Linked DNA regions of Homo sapiens: regions 2, 3 and 4 are each linked to region 1. A link is a contact called in ENCODE Hi-C or POLR2A ChIA-PET data. All regions are on one chromosome and are shown on one strand. The core of a region is the stretch at or near the end of the contact, and the rest is flanking DNA. Distances in the headings are between cores, read along the strand shown.

Evidence for each region. Hi-C counts contacts between places; a loop is a spot of excess contacts on that map. ChIA-PET counts read pairs that join two places held with the same protein, here RNA polymerase II (POLR2A). Pooled maps may share reads with other maps.
Region 2: a map of CD8-positive, alpha-beta T cell shows a loop between it and region 1 (19-fold over the local background). The contact joins the promoter of TRMT61B here to the promoter of ADGRF3 in region 1. A Hi-C loop is called at or near these places in 2 of 168 maps with a recorded cell type or tissue (CD4-positive, alpha-beta memory T cell and CD8-positive, alpha-beta T cell) and 6 of 50 pooled maps.
Region 3: a map of B cell shows a loop between it and region 1 (12-fold over the local background). The contact joins the promoter of ATAD2B here to the promoter of ADGRF3 in region 1. A Hi-C loop is called at or near these places in 2 of 168 maps with a recorded cell type or tissue (B cell and naive thymus-derived CD4-positive, alpha-beta T cell) and 9 of 50 pooled maps.
Region 4: a pooled map shows a loop between it and region 1 (8-fold over the local background). The contact joins the promoter of FOSL2 here to the promoter of ADGRF3 in region 1. A Hi-C loop is called at or near these places in 1 of 37 single-sample maps with no recorded cell type and 7 of 50 pooled maps. POLR2A ChIA-PET finds 5 or more read pairs at or near these places in 1 of 52 experiments (T-cell).

The regions. Positions count from the first base shown.
Region 1 is chr2:26,345,400-26,348,189 of GRCh38, forward strand. ADGRF3 (adhesion G protein-coupled receptor F3) reads right to left here and starts at 1,390. Exons shown (of 14, transcript NM_001321971.2): 1 at 722-1,390. The coding sequence starts at 835. It overlaps SELENOI (selenoprotein I), which reads left to right and starts at 744. Exons shown (of 10, transcript NM_033505.4): 1 at 744-890. The coding sequence starts at 834. RefSeq lists enhancers at 209-348, 669-1,436, 1,549-1,648 and silencers at 559-788, 839-898, 959-1,008.
Region 2 is chr2:28,868,896-28,871,685 of GRCh38, forward strand. TRMT61B (tRNA methyltransferase 61B) reads right to left here and starts at 1,414. Exons shown (of 7, transcript NM_017910.4): 1 at 684-1,414. The coding sequence starts at 1,382. RefSeq lists enhancers at 1-438, 1,068-1,592, 1,207-1,376, 1,607-1,756.
Region 3 is chr2:23,925,684-23,928,473 of GRCh38, forward strand. It overlaps ATAD2B (ATPase family AAA domain containing 2B), which reads right to left and starts at 1,440. Exons shown (of 28, transcript NM_017552.4): 1 at 872-1,440. The coding sequence starts at 1,087. It also overlaps a transcript of UBXN2A not described here. RefSeq lists enhancers at 107-356, 455-1,373, 567-616, 1,374-2,290, 1,877-1,966 and silencers at 1,097-1,176, 1,377-1,706.
Region 4 is chr2:28,391,508-28,394,297 of GRCh38, forward strand. It overlaps FOSL2 (FOS like 2, AP-1 transcription factor subunit), which reads left to right and starts at 1,351. Exons shown (of 4, transcript NM_005253.4): 1 at 1,351-2,315. The coding sequence starts at 2,214. All of the region lies in intron 1 of FOSL2-AS1 (FOSL2 antisense RNA 1), which reads right to left. RefSeq lists silencers at 568-1,687, 2,174-2,350 and enhancers at 1,381-2,312, 2,468-2,790.

The sequences.
Region 1 (2,790 bases), core at 140-2,639:
TCGGGAGACACCAGCAATCTTAATTTGGAACGGTTTGATAGAGCGGAGTGCGATGAGGCGGTCCAAGGTTCCTAAGCAACATAGACCTGAGGGGCTTGTCTCCAATGTCCTTTCACCTGTCTTTCAAGTCCCTCTGCTGACCGCACAAAGACTCCCGTGGCCCCGGCAGCAGCTCGGCCTTCTCTACATCTAACCACGTTTACTAAATTTCTACGGCACGCAGCGCACCGCACCAGGAGCTGGGAGCGGCTCGCGGTACAGACCTCCTTCCTCTTTTACTTCGCTGCAGCGGGAGAACTAAGTCCTCTTACCTGAGGCACTGCTGAACTGGTTCGCAAGCAGTCACTCTACCCCCAAGACTAAAACGGTATACCCCAGATCACCACGCAAGTGCGGATACCACAGAAATCCCACCTTCCCCCGGGACCGGGAGCAAAGCCCGCTGGGAAATTGACCTTTCACCCCCTCTCTTGCCTTACCTCAGCTCACCAATTTTGACGCTAGCAAATGAAGCGACGAAGAGAGCTGGAAGGCGGGACTTAGTGTTGCCTGATCCACGCCGATTGGACAACAGCAGTGTCGGGGGACGGGCCGCTCGAGCGGGCTAGCAACCCCCCCTCGATGGGCGGGGAGAAGCGTGGGCTGCGCTTGCGCACTGAGAGGCGGCCGAAGGGGCCGAGGCGGCTACGCGTGCGCGGTGGGCGGAGCGCGGCTCTCCTACCTTCTCGGGCAGCCCAGTCTTTGCCATCCTTGCCCAGCCGGTGTGGTGCTTGTGTGTCACAGCCTTGTAGCCGGGAGTCGCTGCCGAGTGGGCGCTCAGTTTTCGGGTCGTCATGGCTGGCTACGAATACGTGAGCCCGGAGCAGCTGGCTGGCTTTGATAAGTACAAGGTACCGCGGGCCGGCGGATGCCCCTCTCCCTGCTCCCGGCCTCGCCCAGGCGGCTGAGGGGCCCGCGCGGCGCGGTCCGTGTCACCTTGTGCCGCGTGGCTCCGGGCGGGCTGGCGGGCGTTCCTCCGGAGGTCCTGCGGGTCCTGGGGATTGGGGGTCGGGGAGCGTGGGAGCATCCTAAGCCCGCCGCCCGTAGTCGGCACCCCCCGGGAGATTTCCTTTTCCTTAGGAGAGCGCTCAGTGATCATGGAGCGAGGGAATTCCCTTCCTATTTTTTTTAAACTTATTATTTTCGTAAGCCCCCGAAAGGATGGAGTTCCTTCTGTTGTGTCAATCGCCTTCATTTTAGTGAAGTTTCCACTCGCCTGTCATGCATACAACTTCGGAGGAGGAGATGATCGTTTGGCAGATGAGGCCCGGGAGGGGAGCGACTTGCCGATGCCATCCTGCTGATGTCTCCACTTCTGCTCCCGGCAGGGACTTCCTAAGCGGCAGCTTGTGGCGCTAGGGCCACCAGATGAAAGGGAGGTGCACAGGAAGGAGCTGTGGAGTGGAAAGAGCGCGGGCTTTCGAGCACATACAAACCTGATTACAAAAGTCAGATTTCTTTATTTCGTCTTGGGCACGTCATTTTAACCCCGCTCAGCCTCTCTTTTGTGTATGAAACTGAAAGTAATAGCTTCTGCTGTGCAAAATGATTAGAGGAATTTGTGAAGCGCTTGGCAACATACTAGGACCCCAGTAAATAAATGCGGGTGGTTAACTTTCCTCCAAATCTGGTTCCCATCCGCAGTTCCTTTACCAATGAATGACTCTAACCATCCAGTCGACCAAGCCTGAAATATGGGCTTTAACCCTTCATCCTTGTTGTTACCCGTTCATCTTCACATCTTAGCTTAAATATTGCTTCCTCAAAGAAGCCCTCCCTACGTGCCCCTTTCCCCCTTAAATGTGCGCTCTGTTCGTTTATGGAATTGCTGCTTTAGCGTGTCTCGCCATTAGAATATAATGCCCAACTCATTAGAGTTTTCTTGTGGACCATCATGGCTTAAGCACAGTGCTATGTGCATACTAGGCACCCAGTAAGCATTTGTGGAATGAATGAATAACTGAAAAAGTCATAATGGATTTTGTTTAACTCGAGTTAAAAAAAAAAAAAGCAAGGGTCCTTAGAAGGTCACATAGCATGTTTCTCTGCTTTCAAGCCGTATTGTGCCATACCATTCTGAACCGAGGTGATGACTTGTCTTAACATTTTAAGTGGAAAGAGGGTCCAGAGCCTTCTTGGTAACTCGGGCCAGTGCTTTTCAACTTTCATTTTAGAAGGCTGTTAACCCAGATACCTCCTGTTTTGCCTTAAGCTCTACTCCCCTTTTGTTGTCTGTTCTGCAGGGTAAATATTGACATATAAAACATTTTCTTCCTTACTAGGGTCTGACTTTCTAAGTGCCAATAAAATAGCTATTTCAATGGGAGCAGTGTTTATAATAGGAAATCTCCTTTTTCTTATAAAGAATCTTCCCTAGATTTATATTTTCAACTAAATAAGTGTCTTAATTTACTAGAAGTTTCGTGTAATTTTCTGTTCTGATCTTTCCCCCTTTTTTATTATATAAGTTCCTGTATCTGACAGCAGATGACTTCCTATCATCCTGGAAAACAAAGGTCGATTTAGCAAGCGTCCAATGTTCACTAAAATAGTTTGTTGATATCATTTTAGTTATAATGAGGCTTCCTTGGGGAAAAAAAAGCACACATTTATAACCTAAATATTCTTCTATTGCAATTACTCAATACTGCATTTATATTAAAATTATGAATCCAGTGGTATCCAAAGGAAAAATCCATGGGATCAGTTTTGCTTGAACACAAATCTCACAGATCTTTTTTTCTTATCGTT
Region 2 (2,790 bases), core at 164-2,663, 2.5 Mb after region 1:
CAGGAGGCTGTGGTGGGAGAATCGCTTGAACCCGGGAGGCAGAGGTTGCAGGGAGCCAAGATCGCAACACTGCACTCCAGCCTGGATGACAGAGTGAGAACTTGTCTTAAAAAAAAGACTGAAACTAGGCTTTAGGCAGTTAACTTTTTAATAAAGAATAGTCATTTTATGTTTGGTGTTGAATGTTAGCTATTGTAATATAAAACTCTATTTCTTCCCTAAAAGGGGAAAAGCACCGTAATGTACCTATTGTTAATATACTCTTGTAACATGATTATTGAATATTAAAATATCATCATAGTAGTACTAAAAAATTGTTCCCTAAGAGTTCAACATTCTCTTGAGTCCTGAAGTTATAAACTTAAGAGTAATGGGGAACAAAATTAGTACTTATTATGTACGTAGTGAGTTCACATCACCCTAACAGAAAGTTGAGCTATTATCCACATTTTACAAATAAGGGACTCGAGACTCCTAAGTTAAAATTAAAATCTAGCCGTTCCCTAATGCTAATTTTCATCATGATATGTAAAAGTTATAACCATTGGTTTATTTTAAAAGCCTGAGTACAATAAAAAATCCAAACGTTCTGAGATGTCTTTGAATACATTAATCAGGACTGAGTACTGCATCTGTCTTTGCCCCTCCTGAAACCAATACACACCTTATCTCCATCGCATTACCTTTGGGAATGTTATGGCAGTCCCTCTTTTCATCAATACTACATAGTCTTCCAAGGCTGGCCTCCTCAGCATGTACTGCTTACCGAAGGAACTCCTCAGTATCTGGCCGGGGAACTTCCCCACGATCTTGCCGAACGGGACTGCCCCCCAGTTACTATTTAAGAGTCCGAAGTTGTTCAACCTAAATAATTTCTTAAATTTTGTTTCTCCCTCCCCAGTCTCAGCTAAAATCAGTTCCCCAGCCTGAAAGGGTCTCTCTCTGGAAGTTGAACAAGAAGGGGAGACGTGACGCTCTTCGACCTCGGTAGCGGACTGGGCCTGCGAGAGCATCGAAGGATCCTCGGATCCCTGGTGTGTGGGACCGCACCGGCCCTGGTCTCCGCTCGAGTCCTCGAGCTCTCGAGGGGATGACTCTTCCCGCAGCGTCGGCAGTCTGAGGTTTTCCAGTGACGAAAGACATCCAGTCCCAATGTCCGAGATGCTCAGAGGGAGAGATGGGCAAGACTCTGCTCCTGGGGCTTTCCTTTGTGCCGCCTCGTGCTCTCTTTCTCCATCTCGCAGGTCTCTAGGCGAGGACCTGCAACACAGTGACCGAGCTCCCTCGAAGGGCTCCTGCCCCAGGCCGTGCAGGAATGAATTGGTTCCGAGCCCCTGCCGCAGGCACAGCAAGACAGGACCGCGGCACCATGCCATTAGCATAGTGTTTCGCGAAGGCGCCGTCGCAGACGAGTGACGCAAGCCTAGCGCGACCCCTTCTTTCCCAGTCGCGCGCATGGCGCAGCAGCCCGATGGCTCTGCAGCTGCGTGGGGCTCTACAGCTCCGCGACTGCGCCTGCGTCGGGGAGGGGGCGGTGCGCTAGGTCAAGCTAGGGCGCGGGAGCAGCGGAGTCCTGGTTGAGTGACCATCCAAGGAATATGTCCTCGCGCGCGGCCGCCGTTTTCCTTTTCGGAATGTGGGTAAAGAATTTACCGCTAACAGACGACCTCCAGGTTCGCTCTTGGACAGCAAGATTGAGAGACAAAACTTAACAAAGCGCTGTGCAAACTGAAATCCCAGGCTTAGCTCGCTTGTGTCTTGAACACGGAAGTCACCTAGTCACCCACAAGATGTATGAGTACAGCTAACCCCCAGATGCATTTGACAGACGGCGTGGGACGCGCCACTTGCTGATTGGCTCTCCTTTCCCAGTTGACCGCGACATCCCCCAGCCCCAACTCCCTTTTGATGGGGCTGTGACCACCTGCCGGTCCCCTCACCCACCCCTCACGCCCGGAGAGTCCGAGGTTGATTCGAGTACTCACTATGTGCTTATGTAACACATGTTTTCATTATTAAAATATAACTAGTTTACCCTCCCAAAACGAAATAGAAGTGTCTTAAAATGGAAACAGGTATCTTTGGAGGCCAGAGTTATTTAGCGTTAAATATCACTAGCCTCCCAGCATTTTGGGAAGCCGACCGAGGCAAGCGGCTCATTTGAGGTCAGGAGTTCGGGACCAGCCTGGCAAATGTGGTGAAACCCCGTCTCTACTAAAAATACAAAAATTAGCTGGGCGTGGAGGCACGCACCTGTAATCCCAGCTACTCGGGAGGCTGAGGCAGGAGAAGCGCTTGAACCCGGGAGGCAGACGTTGCAGTGAGCTGAGATCTCGGCACTGCACTCCAGCCTGGGCGACTGAGCAAAACTCCTCTCGGGGGAAAAAAATTAGTCGGGCGCGATGGTGCACGCCTGTAATACCAGCTACAAGGGAGGCTGAGGCATGAGAATAGCTTGAACCCAGGAGGCGGAGGTTGCAGCGGGCCAAGATCGAGCTACCACTGCACTCCAGCCTGCGCGACACAGCAAAACTCTGTCTCAAAAAAAAAAGAAAAATCGCTAGCCTCTTTGCTGGATATTAGTTGACTGGGCAAAAGTTTATTGAGAGTCTGGCAATACGAGGCACGTTAGACACTCATTTAAGTTTCCAACAATTCTGTGTTAGAAACAAATCCATTTTATGAGTAAAAGAACTGGCCCAGGGAGATTAAATAATTTGGGGAAACCAGGAGTGGTGGCTCACACCTGTAACCCCAACACTTTGGGAGACCCAGGCCAGAGGATTGCTT
Region 3 (2,790 bases), core at 190-2,689, 2.4 Mb before region 1:
TTCAAGATCTTTCAATCAGTTTTTTAATTCAATCACCAGCGTCTTTAAATGTCATTTTTGCAACTGCATGACTATGGTGTTCATTCACCTTTTGTAATATAGTCCCATAACAAAAATGTAGACACCCAAGAAACCACACAGTTTTGGCATGATGGTGCTGACTATCCGAAACATTCCACTTGTTTCTTTCGACGTGCTCCTTCTGTGACCTGAAAGCTCTGGTTCCTACTAGCACCTTGGTGAGCTAGCTGGCTGGTTCCCCAGCTATAATATCATGTTTGATCTCTCCTGCCTGGAGAGGCGATAGCGTTGATTTTGTTTTTAAAGTTGGTGTCAGAGCAGCTACAAACTTTTTTCAGCATCCCTGCCTGGCTGCCAACTGGAGCTCTCTGTTCACTTCCTCACCAACTTGAACCACCCCCAAACTGAGAGTAAGCTGGAGTTAGACAGCGGCAGGAACTGACACACTTTCAAGAAGGGTTTGACACCGCAGAAAACTTTCACTTCTCCAACCCTTCCACCCAGGGGCTCTGGCCCTTCGCTCTTGCTTCCCCGCTAGAATTCCCCTCTGGGGCAGGACAAGGACACGGACAGCAGATCGTTCGAATGACGCCGAAAGGGACCCCCAAAGCCCTCTCCCCTGGACTCAAGGGCTGTTCTTCACACAAAAGAGCCGGGCCAGCTTGAAAAGCAAAGGGGCCAGCGTCGCGGCCCTTCTCTGGGTGCCACCCTCCACCGCGCCCGCAGACCCTGTCTCCAGCCGCCCGAGCGGTCTCCACTGTAGGCTTCCTACCCCCAACCCGGCCAGACAAAGCCCCGGCAGCAGGGCCGGCACTTCCGAGCCTCCGGACTCGGGACGCCGCGCTCTTACCCTGGCCTCATCCAGAGTGACGCCGGCGCCACCGCTTCCCCCGGCTTTGGCGGCGGGGCAGCTGGCGGCGCGGGTCTTGGAGGAGCGGGTCCGAGAGGAGATGAAATGGCTGCTGCCTCCGGTCGCCCCAGGCTCTGCTCCGGCCCCAGGCCCAGGCCCGGGACCAGGAGACTTGGACCCGAGAAGGCGGAGAGAGCTCTTCCGGGTGTTCACCATGGTCCAGCCAGGGGGACGGAGTCCACGCCGCGCCCGGGAGAGCCGAGCAAGGCCGGCCCGCCGGCCGGTCAGTCAGGGCCAGCGGAGCCGAGCCGGGCAATGAGAGACGAGCCGGCCCGGAGCGTGCGGAGCGCAGACGAGCACAAGAGAGAGCCGGGCAGAGGAAGGGAAGTCGGCGTGAGCAGGCGGCGTGCGGGAAGCGGGGGCGGTGCTGCAGACCGGCAGCACAGACACTCCGCCGGCTTCGCCCTCCTCAGCGGGAGCCGAGCGGAGCCGCCATTTCTACCCCTTTCTCTCCCGTTCTCGCTCTCGAGCTCCGTGCGTCAAGGCTCCAGCGCCGCAGGGCCAACGAGACCGCTTCCGGCCGCAGCCACGGCGGGGCGCTGCGAAGCCGGCCAGCCCTTCCCGGCTGCTCGCTCCTCTCCCTGCCGCCTCCAGCTGCCCCGCCCCCGGCGCGGCGTCAGCGCTCGGCGGCCGGGGAGCGACGCTCTAGGCTGTCAGCTCGGTGGTTTCCAGCTCTCCCCGACCGCAGGGCTGGGGCGACCAGAAAAGCCAGACTAATCAGGACGAGTTCGGGCGTGGAATTGGGCCTGAAGCCCTCATGCCCAGCCAGGCCTGAATGCCCCAGACCCCACCGTCACCCCCGTGGCCTGGATGGAGCAGGGGACGGCCGGCGAAGGCGCGGGGTGGAAGGGGAGCGGCGACGAAGGCGCGAGGAGCTGACTGGGAATCCCCAAGCTACCCGAGGCAAGACACTGAACTTGAGTCGCACTTTTCATGCCTGTAGAAATGAGAATGACAGCTGTGATAAAAAAAAAATTCATCTGGGCGGTATCTGGAACTTGGTAAGCTTAAGAAGAGAAGGGGGGGGGGAAACACCATGCTAGAACTCTGCGTTTTTAAACAAAGCGAGGCAGGGTCGTTTTCTATCCCCTTAGCCAGATCTAAGGCGGAGCCAAAGAATGAGTACCCTGTAAGAGCCGCCTCTATCGCCGCCCCCTGCCCCCGGCCCGCTGAAGAATTAAGAATACAAAAAGCTGAACCCACAGATAAAGCATTTGCAATTTAACTTCCAAAGAAAAAAAAATTAAGCCACACAATTCATATGAAAAGCTCTGCTGTAGGCCGGGTGCGGTGGCTCAAGCCTGTAATCCCAGTACTTTGGGAGGCCGGGGTGGGTGGATCACCTGAGGTCAAGAGTTCTAGATCAGCCTTACCAACATGGTGAAACCCTGTCTCCACTAAAAATACAAAAAATCGATGGGTGTTGTGGTGGGCACCTGTAATCCCAGCTGCTCGGGAAGCTGAGGCATGAGAACCACTTGAACCCAGAAGATGGAGGTTGCAGTGAGCCGAAATCACGCCACTGCACTCCAGCCTGGATGACAGAGCCAGACCCTGTCTCAGAAAAAAAAAAAAGAAGAAAGAGAGAGAGAAAGGAAGAAAGAAAGGAAAGAAAGAAAGAAAAAGAAAGAAAGAAAAGCTCTGCTGTAAAGTAGGAATTAGGTTCATTTCAAAAATTCACAGTACAGGCCGGGCTTACGCCTGTAATCCCAGCACTTTGGGAGGCCAAGGCGGGCGGATCACTTGAGGTCAGGAGTTCGAGACCAACCTGGCCAACATGGTGAAACCCCCTCTCTACTAAAAATACAAAAAATTAGCCAGGTGTCGTGGTGCATGCCTGTAATCCCAGCTACTTGAGA
Region 4 (2,790 bases), core at 101-2,600, 2.0 Mb after region 1:
CAAAACCTAAGTTCCCTGACTTCCGCTACAGTACTTCTCCATTCACACACACCATCATCTCAGCGGAAGGATTGGAGCTCCAGAGCAGAGAAGGGCCTAAGGTCATGTCTCCAAACTCCTTCACTTTATAGGAGGAAACTGAGGCCCAGAGAGGTTAAGGAATTCGTCCAAGATCTCACAGCTCGTAAATAGCGTAGCCGGGCGTTCCTGCTCTAAGGTCTGTGCTCTGTACCCTGCGCCGCGCCCCTCCCAGCCCCGCCCAGCGAGGGAGGAGGACCCAAATGTCCGGCAACCCGCGCCCTGAACTTCGCTCCAAAACAGCTGAAGACGACAACGTTGGGGCACACCCTCTCGCTGGCTTTTTTTTTTTTTTTTTAATTCGTAACAGTCTGGAGTTTGCTTATAAACGCCCGATTACTCTTATTAGATGCGTCCTAATTGCCCGGCGTATAGGGCGGCCGGAATGTCTTGACTGGTTAATTTCATCTTCAAGGCTACTCCTAACGAATTAACTGTAGGACCGAAAACATGAAAAACAAAAAACAAAAAGGGAACCGGTAGGCAGACCGCCACGGAGGGAAAAATAGGCAGGCCAGCCCCGCCCGGCGCCGTGCCCCGCCAACACCCGGCCGCAGGGCGGCGCGGGCACCCTGCGCGCCCGGGGCGCCCGCTGCACTCGGCGGCGCCGCGGAGGGCGCCTACGACCGCGCGCAGCCGCGCCCTCCCTGCGAGCGGCTCTGCGCGCCCGGCTCCCGGCCTCCCGGTGGCGCCGCACCGAACCGCCCGTCTCGCCGTCAGGGCTGTGATTATTTTCTAAAATCCGGAGGCGAGACCCGCGCGGCCGCTCTCGGGGCCCCGCCCCGAGCCCCTTCCCAGGGCGGGGGAGAGGCCGCAGCGCACTCGGGAGCGGGCGAGGGAATCCCTCTCCCTCCACGTCACCCGAAAGCGAGGAAACCCGCACTCGCGTCCTCTAACGCAAATGACCATCTTTGGCAACGTGCGCCAATGGAACAGACCAAGGGCGCTGGGCCCGGGGGGTGAGCGGGGGACTGGGGAGGGCCGGGGCTGCCTCGGCGCCTCCGAACCGTGCGTGGCGCCCGCTCCCGCCCGTGCCACCGCCTGGCTTCCTCGCGCGGGGTGCGCGGTTGGCGTCAGCGCGGCCGGGAGCCGGGGCTGGGAGGGGAGAGCTGCGCCCGCCTCCTCCCCTCCCGCGCCTCTTCCTCCTCCGCGGCCTCCTCCCCCCGCCTCCTCGTGCGCTCCTCCCTGCAAGGTGGAGTCTGGGGTTGACGTGAGTGAATCCACATGGTACAGGGCTGGAGAATAAAGAGTGTGAGTTGAACTCGTGCCATTGTAGTGACTCATCTCGGGCAGAGCGCTAGGGCTCCGAGCGAACCAGCGAGCGAGCGAACGAGCGGCGCTCGGCGGGGACAGAAAGAGGGAGAGAGAGAGAGAGAGAGAGGGAGAGGCGCGGCCGGGCGAGGCGGGCCCGTCCGGGAGCGGGCTCCGGGGAAGGGGTGCGGGTCTGGGCGCCGGAGCGGGGAGCGGGGCCGCGTCCCTCTCAGCGCCAGCTCTACTTGAGCCCCACGAGCCGCTGTCCCCCTGGCGCGCTCGGGGCCGCGGGACGGGCGCACGCCGCCTTCTCCTAGTCAAGTATCCGAGCCGCCCCGAAACTCGGGCGGCGAGTCGGCCACGGGAAGTTTATTCTCCGGCTCCTTTTCTAAAAGGAAGAAACAGAAGTTTCTCCCAGCGGACAGCTTTTCTTTCCGCCTTTTTGGCCCTGTCTGAAATCGGGGGTCCCCAGGGCTGGCAGGCCAGGCTCGCTGGGCTCCTAATCTTTTTTTTAATTTCCAATTTTTGATTGGGCCGTGGGTCCCCGCTGAGCTCCGGCTGCGCGCGGGGGCGGGAGGGCGCGCGCAGGGGAGGGACCGAGAGACGCGCCGACTTTTTAGAGGGAGGGATCGGGTGGACAACTGGTCCCGCGGCGCTCGCAGAGCCGGAAAGAAGTGCTGTAAGGGACGCTCGGGGGACGCTGTTCCTGAGGTGTCGCCGCCTCCCTGTCCTCGCCCTCCGCGGTGGGGGAGAAACCCAGGAGCGAAGCCCAGAGCCCGCGGCGCGGCCGGCGGACGAACGAGCGCGCAGCAGCCGGTGCGCGGCCGCGGCGAGGGCGGGGGAAGAAAAACACCCTGTTTCCTCTCCGGCCCCCACCGCGGATCATGTACCAGGATTATCCCGGGAACTTTGACACCTCGTCCCGGGGCAGCAGCGGCTCTCCTGCGCACGCCGAGTCCTACTCCAGCGGCGGCGGCGGCCAGCAGGTAGGTGCGGGCCCCGGTGCACCTGGCGGCGCGGGCGGACCCCTGCCCTCTTCTCGCCGCCACTGCCTCTTTTGCTTTCTTTTCTTTTTCTTGGCGAGAAAATACCTACGGGCCACCGTTGTAAGTTCTGGATTTTCGTCCTCCCCTTCCCCCCCACCCCCTTTTAAACTAGGGGATTGGAGAGTGGGCTTGAAGAGACAACATGCCCTTTTCCTCTCACGTTATATTTTACCCAGATAGACTCCTGGAATTGTAGGCCCCCTACCAGGAGCCTGTTACCTCCTTCCAAGAACTACTCCCCCTCCCCAGTGTCTGCCCCCCCCCCCCCACCCCTGCCCCGCGTCTTCTCTCTGGGTGGTGGACAGACAAGAAAATCTTTGCACCCACTGGCACCTCTCGACATCCTGGGACCCTATTCCTTCAGGAAAGCCCTCTCTCTCTCCTCCCCGTTCTCCATCAGTCATAACTCCTTTCT